Linked DNA regions of Homo sapiens: region 1 is linked to region 2. The links are chromatin contacts, found by Hi-C or POLR2A ChIA-PET in ENCODE. All regions are on one chromosome and are shown on one strand. Each heading gives the region's core, a stretch centred on a gene start or an enhancer-like site at or near the end of the contact. The rest is flanking DNA. Distances are from core to core; before and after follow the strand shown.

Region 1 (6,871 bases), core at 4,135-6,634, 310 kb after region 2:
CTGCAGCTGATCTTGGTGCAACAGCTTTGGCACCCATCAAGTAAAATGATTGCTCAGCTTTAATTTTTAAGTCAAAATTCTGTGAGCTGAACCAATTGAGATATCTATGGTGTTGACTATTTGTGCTATTAATCATTGGTCCTTTTCAATTAGGGCACAAATAAGATTAATGTTTTTCTCACAAATCAATGTGGATGGTCTGCTGCTATGGGCTTTATCTTCAACATTGTCTCATCCTTTATTAAAACAAGTTATTTATTTGTAAACTACTTATGCCTCTGTAAGCTTTTTGTAAAGCATCAGTGATTTTACTATTTTTCCACCCAAGTTTTAACATCAATTTGATCTTTTTTTCTTGCTTAAATTTTAGCAGAATTCATGCTGCTCTGTTAGGGGCTGTTTTCAAATTGAGGTTTTATTCTTGTTAGTGCCTCAAATTGGATTCTATTCAGACATGTTATAACAAGTTCGTACAGGTTCACTTTGGTACAAAAAATCTTAAAATCCATGCATAGTTTCTTCATAATACACATTTCCCATGAACATTTTGAAGATCCCTTGTGCATATAGAGATACATATATATTTAAAAAGCAGGAAACCATTATCACAATTTACCATTGTTGTGCACCAACTATTGGTAGGCATGAACTAAAGAAATGTAGGTACCTTGAGAACAAGGGAGTCATCCTCCTGCATACACAGTGTTTGCTTTGTTGTTGCCAAAATCCATCACTGTGTCTGGCATAGCAGACATTAACTAAATGGCTGTTTACTAATGAATGAAGACAGGGAGGATGGAGTGGGAGAAAGAGGAAGGGCCATGCAGTTTTTGGTGTGTGCTTTTCAGGAACCAATGCATTTATCTTTTAATGTGATGTTACTCTGTCACCATTAAGGAAACTCTTGCTTCTTCTACTTCCACACCAGTCCAAATCTTTGAGTAGGACTCCCAGAGATCAAACTAATGGATTGAAATCAAGAAAATTCATTTATGTGGCACTTTGTTCATGAATTCTCCCAACCATTGGTTGGATCAAATGTCATTTTATCAGTCACCAGTTTTAACATTCTTTTCCAAACCCAAGCCAGTTTCCAAACCTAAAAACCTGATTGTGTTCCACCAAAATAACAGGTTACATAGAAAACACCTCAGTATAAATTTTGCTTAAATGTAGTTATCTAAACAGAATAAAGCAAAACAAAATTAAAACTGGCTTAGTTGAATTTGATTTTTCAAAGAAGCATGAGATGTACATATAAAGAGAACCTTGGTCAACTGTATTTGCTGAGGACCATCTGCTTGCAGAGGCTTGCAGTGGTTGTTTGGGAAAGATGTTAACCAAAGAGAAGATATATTTCTGCAAAACATAGGTATACAATAAGGCAAATATGCACACCTTAGATGATATCTTATGTTTTTATTTTATAATATTCTGTAGAGAGGCCATAAGAGAAAGAATAAAAAGAACTAGGGTAGAAACAAGAGAAGAAACAGACCTGAGGAACTGGGGTTTATGTAAATCCATCCCAGACCTTTAAATTATGTTGAGCACTTTATGGAGTTCAGACACATCATAAGAGTGGGAAAAACATGGCACTGGTCACAAAGCTATTAAGAGACTGGCATTCCAACCATGCCTCTTCCTCTTAATAGCTTTATGACCTTAGGCCAGCTATCTAAACTCTTCAAGGTTCAATTTTCTCATCTGTGGAGAATTGCCTTGGAATTGGTCATCTTGGTGTTTCCTTCAAGTACTAATATTCCAAGATGGTGGTTAATCTTGACTTAAAATATTTTGTGTGACTTCCCCAGGTAGTCAGTTTCACAATTTAATAACACACTTGTATACATGTACTTAATTGGAATCTCCCCTCCTGCACTTTAAACTAATTTCTTTAGTTTGGTCCTTGGCAGAATTATAGAAGAAGAGGCATTTTCTTGATGATGAAACACCATGTGCTTAAAACAAATAGTTAACTCTTTTTCTTTCATAAAAGTAATATATATTTACTGTGTAAAAACTTAGAAATATAGAAAAGTATAGAAAATAAAATAATAACCACTTATAATTCCATCCCAAGAGCTAATAACAGCTTATATATGCATTTCTTTCTAGTTTTTTTAGCATAGGATTACGTGCCAAATATATTTTGTACCCCAATTTTTAAAAATTTATATTCTCATGAGGATTTTTTGTCATTAAAAATGATTTAAACACTGATTTTTTAAAAGATGATTTAATATCCTATTGTATTCAAAGAGATAAAGTTCATTGTTAGACATCTTTGTTTGTTTGTAATTCTAGTTGATTTTAAACATTTATTTTTACCAAACTAATGCTAGTACATATTTTAAAAGTTAAAAGATAGCTACAAAACTCTTGAGATAAGACAGGAAATACTTGCCCTTCCTTCTTTTCTTCAGGGCCCAACTTCTAATGACAGATATTTTTTAACTCTTTGTTTATCTCTTTGCTTCCATATTTCAAAATTATGTGCTTATATACTTACTCTCATTTTTGTCAGTTTTGTCACCAAAGTTAGTGACTTCATATGATGGGGGATGAGGATTTAGCATGCCTATCCCAACAACTTCCATATACCCTCTCACAATTCTCTCACCAGAATAAAATTATAATTTTTGGTAAAATCAACACTGGCACCATGATTATAAAAATATTCTTTACTGCTGAGACAAGTAGCATGCTATGATTAAATTTAATTTTTTGCATATGCAACATTTTACTTTAATAAAGACATCCTTCTTGGAGCCCTTTTATTATCCTGTTCTAGTTTCACCAGTTGCTTTCTGGACCAGGTTACGTCTATTGTCCAGATACTTATGATTGCAATAATCTTGGATAGTCTCCTCACCTCTCTTGTGTTCTGTGTCCCCTATTTTTCCAGTTGTCATGCCCTGCTCTCTTTTGGTTCACTCTTTCATTAAATGAAGCACATTCTTCAAAAGCTTCATGAAGAAAGGAGAATGAGAAGTAGAATTTTGAGGCTTGGCACGTCTTAAAAATGTCTTTATTTTTCCATCACCATCACAGTTGATGTATACTTTGGCTGGGTATAATATTTTAGGTTGAAATCCTTTAGAACTTTGAAGATATTGCTGCACTGTCTTTTAACTTCTAGTGTTGCTTTAAGTAGTTCAATGCCATTTTAATTCCAGGTTTCACATGTGTTATCCTTTTCTTTTTCTCTCTCTGAAAGCTTTAGAATTTTCCCTTTATTGGTGGTGTTAATTTGAAATTTCATTATAATCTGCCTTCAAGCATTTTATTTATTTATTTATTTGTTTATTCATTCAAGCTAGGTGCTTGGAAATTTTTATTATAAAATCTCACATCCAGTTATGGACTTTTTAAACAAAATTGTTTCTTTTATAATATAGTTCCTTCTGTTTGCAAATATTTTGCCAATTTTCACAATAAAACAGCACCTATTTTAATTAGATTTTTGAAAACTAATCACAGTACGACTTAATTCACTGCTATTTTATTTTACAAATAATACACTTATTGATCTTGTGCATGACTCAAACATACAGAAATATAGTGAAAAGGTTGTATTTCTTTTCTCTCCCTGTATTTCTACTCCCTTCCTAAGGTAACCATACCTAAAAATGTGCTGTGCATCTTTCCAGTCACCTTTTTTAACATATTTGTAGACTCACATTCGTAAAGTATGATAACAAAATCATACTACACTTTTAATTTTGCAATTAGATTTTTTCCACTTGTCAATAAATCCTGAATAATTTTTGGTGTCTGCACATATGCATTTCATAGTATATAGCACCACACTGATTTATCCAATCATATATCTATTAAGATGGTTTCATTTTTCTTAATGATACTTAAAAGCTGCTTTTAGATTAAAAATATTAAACTTTTAAAATAATATTTTACCATAAACTATCATATACTTTGATGGCACTCAGCCCTCAAGCTGATGAATTACTCTAGACTATGAATCAAATTCACTGGCCCTCCTGTAACTAAGAGACAGAAGAGAAAATCAAAGATGCAAGAGATAAAGATAAGTATTGTGGTTTACATCGGGGTTCCCAACCACCAGGCTAGTGGACTAGTACCTGTCTGTGGTCTGTTAGGAACCCAGCTGCACACCAGGAGGTGAACTGCGGGCTAGCAAGAGCATTACTGCCTGAGCTCTGCCTCTTGTCAGATCAGTGGAGGCATTAGATTCTCATAGGAGCATGGACCCTATTATGAACTGCACACGTGAGGGATCTAGGTTGCACACTCCTTAAGAGAGTCTAACTAGTGACTGATGATCTGAGGTGAAAACAGTTTCATCCAAAACCATCCCTCACCAGCCCCACCAGGGAAAAATTGTCTGCCACAAAACTGGTTCCTGGTGCAAAAAAGGTTGAGGACCGCTGATTTACACAAAGCTCACACTTACCTTCAAGAAATTGTACTGTGCACTGTGGAGTGTATCTCTGTTCTGCTGAGAGGTGGCTCACCACAACCTTAACTGTGCGTCACTGGGGACTGGTGATTCAGAATAGTCATCTATTCTATAATGTGTGCAGTCTCACCCCCAGCAAAGAAGGTAATAAATATAACCATAATAATGGTAATAACATTTGTAGAGTACTTTATAGTTACACAGCCCTTTCAAATGCATTACCTCATTTATTGTGCACAGTGCATAATAATAGCCACGCAATTTGTCCTCATGGCTCTCATCAGCCACATGTTTGTTAAAGCTCAGAGTCTGGGATTGTGTGGGCCAGCTTTTCAGGCAGGCAGACCTGGATTCACAATTTCCTTCTCACTCACAAGTGGGCTTTGTGACTTTGGGCCACAGCTCAACCTACCTTAGTCTCAGTTTTCCGGGCTAGCATTCGTGCTATGAAGTATGGTTGTTTTAATTAAATATATTGTAAAAGTAAAGCATCCAGCACAGAGTTCAAATATTTTAAGTTTATAATAACTTAAGAACTTTGCTTCCCTTTTACTCAATCCAAATGTTTAAAGAAAATAGACATACCCCTTTATTTCTTCTTGTTTTCAGGATTTGCTTCTTAAAGGAATGCTAACAATGTATACAGACCTATGCTCCCTTCACTAGGCCAAATAGAGGGCAGGAAGAGAAGACAGAAGTCATCAGGAGGTAGCAGTAGGGTGGGGCTGGGGAAAAGGTGTTGGCATGGGGAAAGTAAATGGGGTCCATTTGAATTCAGAATATAATGTGTTTAGGTGGTAGGGCTGCCTGGTATCAAACCTGACTCAGCTATTACAGAACTTAGACTCATAACATCTTCCAAATTGGTGAGCTCCAAATTTTAACCACAGACACCTGTAATTAGGAGATTGGGTGACACAGGTTCCAACATAGCCTCAGTTAGTATTTGCCTGGCTGTAAATCCTCTCTGGGTTCTGGAGCCAGGTACTCACAGAGCCTCATCCCAGAAGGGAGAAGTGATTCAGGAGAGATGACTCACTTGGGTGATTTGTTTTAACAGACACAAGCTGCTTGTATTCTTTTCCCCTCACCCTGTAATCTCCTTTCTACTGACTCTTTTCTGTGTTCTCTGCACTTCTTTCAAAGCATTATCGGGTCTGGCTCCATGGGGGACAAAAGCAAAGAATAGTTGATATAACATCTCTGAGATAACCAGCCCTCAAATTCCCAAGGAGCTGGATGGTGACTGGCAGGGACTGGTTTTCCTAGCTCTGTTGGTGTGAGCTATTCTTTAACATTATTTGATGAATCTGATTTATGATTATTTTCACCTGAGAGTCAGGTGACAAGCCCAATTACAGTCTGGCTAAAAAGGTCAAAAAAAAGAAGAAAGAAAGCCATTTCAGCGGTTTTATTGATCTTCAATGATAAAGGCCAAATGTGCATACCAGCAGTTTTTTAATGATCTATTGATATACTCAAACAATACAGTGGTGATTCCATTTAGTGCTTTAGATTTAAAGAAATGTGTCTGCAATATTAGCTAAGTCTTATTGTTTATTAGACATGTAAAGTGTCATTAAGTGACTATTTCTTTTGGGTTTTTTTTTTTTTTTTGACAGGTTGGAATACAGTGGCACAATCTCAGCTCACTGCAGCCTCCGCCTCCCGTGTTCAAGTGATTTTCCTACCTCAGCCTCCAGAGTAGCTGAGATTACAGGCACGTGCCACCACATCTGGCTAATTTTTGTATTTTTAGTAGAGACGGGGTTTCACCATGTCAGCCAGGCTGTTCACGAACTCCTGGCCTCAAGTGATCCTCCTGCCTCAGTCTCCCAAAGTGCTGGGATTACAGGTGTGAGACACCGTGCCCCGCCGATTTTTTCTATTTTTTGATCTAGAAAAATTGCCATAATTACATCAAGTTTCTTTCAAATCAGTTTGTCTATTATTAGGTGATACACAATGATTGAATGAGTTAATAAGCTTCAGCAGATATGGGTTTTTCTAAGGAAAATGGCATAGCATGGTTGATATGTCCTCACTAAATAAAACCATTATCAATCTGCCATTCCACAGACTTAAAAAAAAAAGCTTTATTGGCAGTAGATTTCTCAAAGCAGTTCTAATTGTTGTTTGCTATTTTTGTATTCAACTAATGTTTGCTTAATCTTACAAATTATACTATAAACATTTCAGTTTACAATAGTTTGTAGATACTATTTAGTGTACCAGCATTCCATTTATCTTGAAAAATGTACACAAACCTACTCCCCTTGGCTAATCACTCGCTTCTCTTATTTTACACTTTTTTATATCCCTAGGGTAAAAAGAATGCACATTATTTGCTCGTAACATTAAAATATAGTTTATATATATATATATATATATATATATGTTTTTTTTGAGACAAAGTCCTGCTTTGTCACC
Region 2 (6,748 bases), core at 979-3,478:
AGTGGCTTAAAAACCTTCTCAGCGGAGGCCAAGGCAGACAGATCACCTGAGGTCAGGAGTTCAAGACCAGCCTGGCCAGCTGGCCAAGATGGTGAAACCCCGTCTCTACTAAAAATATAAAAAATTAGCTGGGCGTGGTGGCAGGCACTTGTAATCCCACCTACTCAGGAGGCTGAGGCAGGAGAATTGCTTGAACCTGGGAGGCGGAGGTTGCAGTGAGCTGAGATCACTCTACTGCACTCCAGCATGGGCAAAAAGAGCGAAACTCCGTCAAAAAAAAAAACCCAAAAAACCAAAAAAAAAACAAAACAAAACAACAACAACAAAAAAACCCTTCTCAGTGAGAAACCACAGGAGTGGCAGGCACCCTGGGGCTCCCCAAAGGGAATACTACATCAGACACCTTGGAGAGGCTTGCATTTTCATTACATTCTGCATTGTGATATTGCAATATTCAAGCTTGATGTAGACACTTTCCACGATGGAGAATTTGGCCTCAAGACTGCAACATTAGAGACCCTTTCTAAGTTTCCAGCCTGCCAGCTTGTTCTCCAAATCTTGGACTCATCAGCTTCCACAACGTGTGAACCAATGCTTTGAACTCTCTTGATGATAGATAGATAGATAGATAGATAGATAGATAGATAGATAGATAGATTTCTTTCTTGAGGAAGTCCATGCATCATTAGGAGCTTCAAATAATTGGCAAATTCTGCAAATTGAGACTCAATCTGTCTTCCTCTAGCTGCCACCTGTTATGTACTATGTCTATGTCCTCATCATATAGAGCATGATCAATTCTACTTCTACCTGACAGTCATTAATTTCATTCAATAACATTTTCACACAATTGACAAATCCAGAGGACAGATATCAGTATTTTCAGTTATCTAGACAGTGATCTGACCTGCTAGGTTCTCAGTCAGTGACCCCACCTTAAAACCACTACAGAACAAAATAATGAGGAATCTAGTGTCAGGTCAGCTTGAATCAGGGTTTCTAATTTCCACTTATTCTCTGTGTGACTTTGAGCAAGTTACCTAACATCTCTGACCTTCTGTTTCCCAATCTGTAAAATGAGAAAAAAATACCAACCTGCTAGGGTTGCTGTAAGCATTAAGGAGGACCATGTGTGTACAGCACTTAGCACAGTGTCTACCATGTGGTAAACAAGGGACATGTGGCAGCTTTTGTTACTCAGGTAGAGATGGCGGGCACCATTTCATCAGCTTGTGCTCTCGAAACTGCTACTGTCTGTCTTGTCTCTGGAAACTTGAGTCAGTAGACAGGTCTCCTTTGAGTAAGTGTAGGAAGGAGAAGTAATACTTCTCACTGCCTTCCTCCTTACTCCCTCTCAGCCCCAGCTCCTATCCCCAGCTCTTTATTTGGCTACTTTTCATAAGCCTCCTTCTGGGCACCAGCTTCTGTGGGATGTTCTTTAGGGACCCTCTCAGCTGGGCTGGTGCCTCTTCTTGATGATTCTATAATGCCTCGAGCCTATCTTCATCATTACATCACTGGACTATGTAACTTATTTTTTTTTTGAGATGGAGCCTCACTCTGTTGCCCAGGCTGGAGTGCAGTGGCGAGATCTTGGCTCACCACAACCTCCGCCTCCCAGATTCAAGTGATTCTCCTGCCTCAGCCTCTCGAGTAGCTGGGACTACAGGTGCGCACCACCATGCCTGGCTAATTTTTGTATTTTTAGTAGAGACGGGGTTTCACTATGTTGGCCAGGCTGGTCTCGGACTCCTGACCTTGTGATCCACCCGTCTCGGCCTTCCAGATTTGGACTTACTCATTTTTATATCCTTATTATGGGTAGAGAGCTTGGAACATTCTAAGCACTCAAAAATATTTAGTTCAATGAACAAAGAAATGAATGCTCCAACCATATCTATTCAACAAATTATCTCAAACAAAATGATTTCTATCCTTGTGCCTTATGCACTAGCATAGAACCTTAAAGTTCTATGCTAGTTGCTTTTACCTGTTAATTAATAGATCCTAGTTCTTTAATTTGAGAACTAATCTGCTGTATCTGCATTGAAAATTAATCTCCAGAGATATATTTTAGGCTTTGGACATTGGCTATGTAACCATTCTCCCTGTTCCTTTCACCCTGAATGATTTTCAGCATCTCTATGCAATTTCCGAATGCAATGTCCCGGTAAACCCGTTCACACACTTGACATAGAAAAAAACGTTGTGTTTGTTTATACAACTGGCTCAGTGAACAAGGATGAGAAATTGAGTTATTTATTCGATGACTCAGGCCTTGGTTACTAAACTGGAATTTGCCTCTGTACCTTGAGGGAGTGGAGAAAAGAAATCAAATAGATTAAATGAGACTGTTTGTCTTTCTGTACTTCTGCCGGAAACGCTATGCATGGGATAATTAGGTCCCAGGAATAGGAAATCTGGCCATGAAATAAAAAATACAGACTTATCATCCATAAGAAGTGGCCAGGTTCTGGTCTCACCAAAATGTTTGATGTTAACAAATGTATTTATTTTCTAATCTAGAAAGTTCTTGGCACAAATGTTCAACCCCTCTTGGAATTACTCAGCCCTGTGATGATTTTGTGGTGCACATCTATCACTAGACAGCATCGTAATGTGTGTTTTTCCCATGTGAACACTATGTGGAAAGGGATCCATGAAATGCTATAACATGGAATGTAAAAAAGTTGGTTTCCATCTTCTGGGAAGATGCTGTCAGAAACAATATGTGATCTGGGAAATTGACTGATGGACAACAAATATTCATGTCACCATTCCAAACCCTGTCACTTCTATTCAAGAAGCACCTGAAGTATGTGTAAAGGGAGCAATGAATTCTCTCTCCTGCCCATGTTGCTTAAGTGCCTCATTGCCTCCCTACTTAAGAAATGCCTAGCAACTCAAAAGGCATTAGCATGTGTGCAATGAAACTTGATAAGTATTTATTATCAATAATCAAATGGCTAAGATTTTGTTTGTGTAATTATTTACACAGGACTGTGGAAACCTCAAAGCAATGTGGCTCATTACACCCACGATATCTCATACTCATATCTCAGGAAAGTTCTAAGAAGATTGCTTAATTCTTTAATGCATTTAGTAGCAGCTCACATTAGCAGTCATTTCCTAACTCTCTAGTTCCTATCCACTTTTGAAAAAAAAAGTAATTGATTTACAATGTCAATTAAGCATGTATCAGTGCATGCCATATTTTATCCTGGTCTTGTGTCACCCATCCCATTTCACAAAACCTATATGCACACATAGACATTATTTCCTGTCAGATGGGTGATATCGAGTAGATGCATTTATTCATGGCTTTTTTTTTCTAAGAAAGTACAACAGTTTATTGAATACCTACTATGAGTCAAGCAAGGTACATAGATCCTGATTTTCTAAATTATATACAAATATGCCAAGGCCACTGTCTTCCTGGGTCACAAGATGCTTCTTTCTTTTTCTGCTGCCCCCATCCCTGCCACTGCCTTGTGTTAATCAGAGAAGGCCCCAAACACAAGTAAAGTCCTCTTGACTTTAGGCACACAGGAAGGCACAAGATGATGGGAGAGGTGAGAGGCAGCACTGTCATTACTTGCCTCTATCTACAGACCCAGCTGGTGCTCTGCAGTATCACCCCAACAAATGGCCCTGCATCAGCTTCACATCCTGTCAATCAGCCTTCCTTGCAAGGCCTGGTCTCAGCTTCATCACATTTGTGCTTTCAGAGCCAATGACGTATTTCTCATTTTCTTTCAGGAAGGCTTGGAAAGATCTCATTTTCTTCTCCTTTAACTTCTACTCTAAAAATAAAATAAACCAAAAATACAAACTGAAAATCTGTCAGTCAGAAACAACCCATTCTTTGCTGTCGTACCAAGTGAGAAGCACTATGCTTTCCAATCCAATTCAATTGGTTTAAAAGTGCTTTTAGACTATTGCTTGAATTTTTCTTTTCAAACTACAAAAGTCATTTATGCTATGTTGGCTATTGAAGCAAATTAAATAATATAACAAAAACAGAGATATTGTGTTAAATATTTTGTTTATCTTTTCACACTTACCTTTTATTTCTTTTTATTTTTTGAGACAGTCTTGCTCTGTCACACAGGCTGGAGTGCAGTGGTACAATCACAAGTCTCTACAGCCTCAACCTCCTGGGCTCACACAATCTTCCTGCTTCAGTCTCCTGAGTAACAGGGACTACAAGCATGCACCACCACGTCCAGCTAATTATTTTTAATTATTATTTTTTTTTTTTGTAGAGACAGGGTCTCACTATGTTGCCCATACTGGTCTTGAATTATTGAGGTCAAGTGATGCTCCTGCCTCAGCTTCCAAAAGTGCTGGGATTACAGGAGTGAGCCATGGTGCTTGGCTGCATACTTACCTTTCTAGATCTCATGCCAATTACATGCACGCACCCACAATCTTACACACATACACATTTTCTTTAAAAAGATTTGAGCCACAAACTTTACTAGAAGAAATAATGTTGTAATAATTATTTCTGGATTTTTATTTAATTTAAATGAGAGTAAAGGAGGTATAGAAACAAAAATATATGAAACACCTAGTATGTGCAAAAATTTTTTTTTACTTACATTATTTATTTAATTCTTAAAATTGCCCTGTGGAGTAGATTCGATTGACTTCAATTTATAGATGAAGACACAGAAGCTAAGGGAGAGATAAAAAACTTACCAAAAGTCACATAGTTAATAAATGATAGAGTTAGGAGTTGGCACCCATTCTTTCCAACTTTAAGTTCCTTTTGCTACTCCATGTTCATTCTCTCAAAGACACTGTGCTAACTGCTGTGGAAAAGAAAAGGATGAATAAATAATGTCCTGGACGTTCTCTTTTGAAAGTCATTGTTAACTGAGGGAAGTTCTTTGTCACATTGCATAGGTGGCATTTAGTGGATGAAACCCAGGAGCTAAGTGTCTTGTCATGTGCAGCACAACCCCACACAAAAAAGAATTGCCCAGACAATGCTAACAGAACCCCTTTGAGAAGCTTTACACTGCAGGCTTACAATTGTGAGAAAAACATGGAAATGTAAACAATGGAACTGGGGAACAAAATTAAGTAAATGCTAAATTAAAATACCGTTTATTTTTAAAATACTGATGAACCTCTTGCTTTTCTAGGCTGATGGAGGTTTTGCCAGCTTGAACATGTAGTTTCCAAAATGACTCTGGTTATCAATATCCATCCAGTAGAAGGAGAAAGAGGAAGAAGATTGTGTGGTAGAAGACTGAATGAGCCAGTCCTGGAGTCCCTACTACTCATACTCCATTGGCCGGAACTCAGTCACATGGCCACATCTGACCATGAGGCAGTCTGGGAAATGGATTCCAGCTGTGTTCCAATGAGGAAGCAGGTTCGATGAAGATCTAACCAATCTCTCTCTCACAGAGGTATCAAAAAGCATTAAAGAAAGGCAGTGCTATTTTCCTTTCAAATTCTACTCCAACTCATTCTCTTACTCTGTAAATAGCTTCAGCATCTGCTCAACTTTCCACATTATTTCAGTCACTAAGTCTGTACTAGTCCATTTTCATACTGCTATAAAGAACTGCCTGAGACTGGGTAATTTATAAAAGAAAAAGGTTTATTGACTCACAGTTCAGCATGGCTTGGGAGGCCTCAGGAAACTTACAATCATGACAAAAGGTGAAGAGGAAGTAAGGCACCTCCTTCACTAGGTGAAAGGAAGGAGAAGTGTTGAGCGAAGGGGGAAGATCCCATTATAAAACCATCAGATCTCGTGAGAACTCTCACCATCACAAGAACAGCAGGGGGGAACAGCCCCCATGATTCAATTACCTCCACCTGGTCCCACCCTCCACACATGGAGATTATGGGAATTAAAATTTGAGATGAGATTTATGTGGGGAAAAGAGCCAAACCATATCAAAGTCCGTTTGTTTTCTCATTCATTTAACAAACATTTTCTGGCTATTAATCATTTTGCCAGGAACTGTGCTAGACACTGGGAACATAATAGTGAAAAAGACACAATATTTTATTATTAGTCAATGATAATGGACTGAAAGAAGAATATAGTTGACCCTTGAACAACGAGGGGATTAGGGACACTGACACCCTGTGCAGCTGAAAATCCATGTATAACTTTTGAATCTTCCAAAACAACTCATGCCTGTAATCCCATTACTTTGGGGAGGCCAAGGCAGGCAGGTCACTTGAGCCCAGGAATTTGAGACCAGTCTGGGAAAAATGGCAAATCCCTATCTCTACAAAAAAAATTCAAAATTATCCAGGCATGGTACTGCATGCCTGTAGTCCCAGCTACTTAGGAGGCTGAGGTGGGAGGATCGCTTGAGTCCAGACCCGAAAACTTAACTACTTATAGCCTACTATTGACCAGAAGCCTTACTGAGGACATTAACAGTCAATTAACACATATTTGTATGATATGTGTATTGTATACTGTATTCTTGTAATAAAGAAAGCTAGAGAAAAGAAAATGTTATTCAGAGAATCATGAAGAAGAGAAAACATACTTACTATTCATTAAGTGGAAGTGGATCATTATAAAGGTCTTCATCCTCATCATCTTCACATTGAGTAGTCTGAGGAACAGGAGAAAGGAGAGGGTTGGTCTTGCTGTCTCAGGGGTGATAAAGGTGGAAGAGGTAGAGGAGGTGGGAGAGGAAGCATATATTATATTATAAAAGTAGTATAGTATGTGCTACAGTTATTTTATGCAGTTATGATTTAA

What was found. A loop is a pair of places that touch in the nucleus more often than their neighbours do. ChIA-PET counts read pairs that join two places held with the same protein, here RNA polymerase II (POLR2A). Pooled maps may share reads with other maps.
Region 1: a map of GM11168 shows a loop between it and region 2 (2.8-fold over the local background). The contact joins two enhancer-like sites. A Hi-C loop is called at or near these places in 1 of 168 maps with a recorded cell type or tissue (GM11168) and 2 of 50 pooled maps. POLR2A ChIA-PET finds 5 or more read pairs at or near these places in 1 of 52 experiments (activated CD4-positive, alpha-beta T cell).

The regions. Positions count from the first base shown.
Region 1 is chr1:221,796,872-221,803,742 of GRCh38, forward strand. No RefSeq gene overlaps it. Among named protein-coding and RNA genes, the nearest start is that of LINC01655, 40 kb to the right of the region's middle. Within about 2 kb of position 5,385, at least 3 of the 41 ENCODE cell types and tissues checked have a DNase peak (open chromatin) inside an H3K27ac peak, as active enhancers do.
Region 2 is chr1:221,485,728-221,492,475 of GRCh38, forward strand. LOC105372934 (a long non-coding RNA gene) reads right to left here. Exons shown (of 3, transcript XR_922622.2): 3 at 6,561-6,599. Among named protein-coding and RNA genes, the nearest start is that of LINC02817, 150 kb to the left of the region's middle. Within about 2 kb of position 2,229, at least 2 of the 41 ENCODE cell types and tissues checked have a DNase peak (open chromatin) inside an H3K27ac peak, as active enhancers do.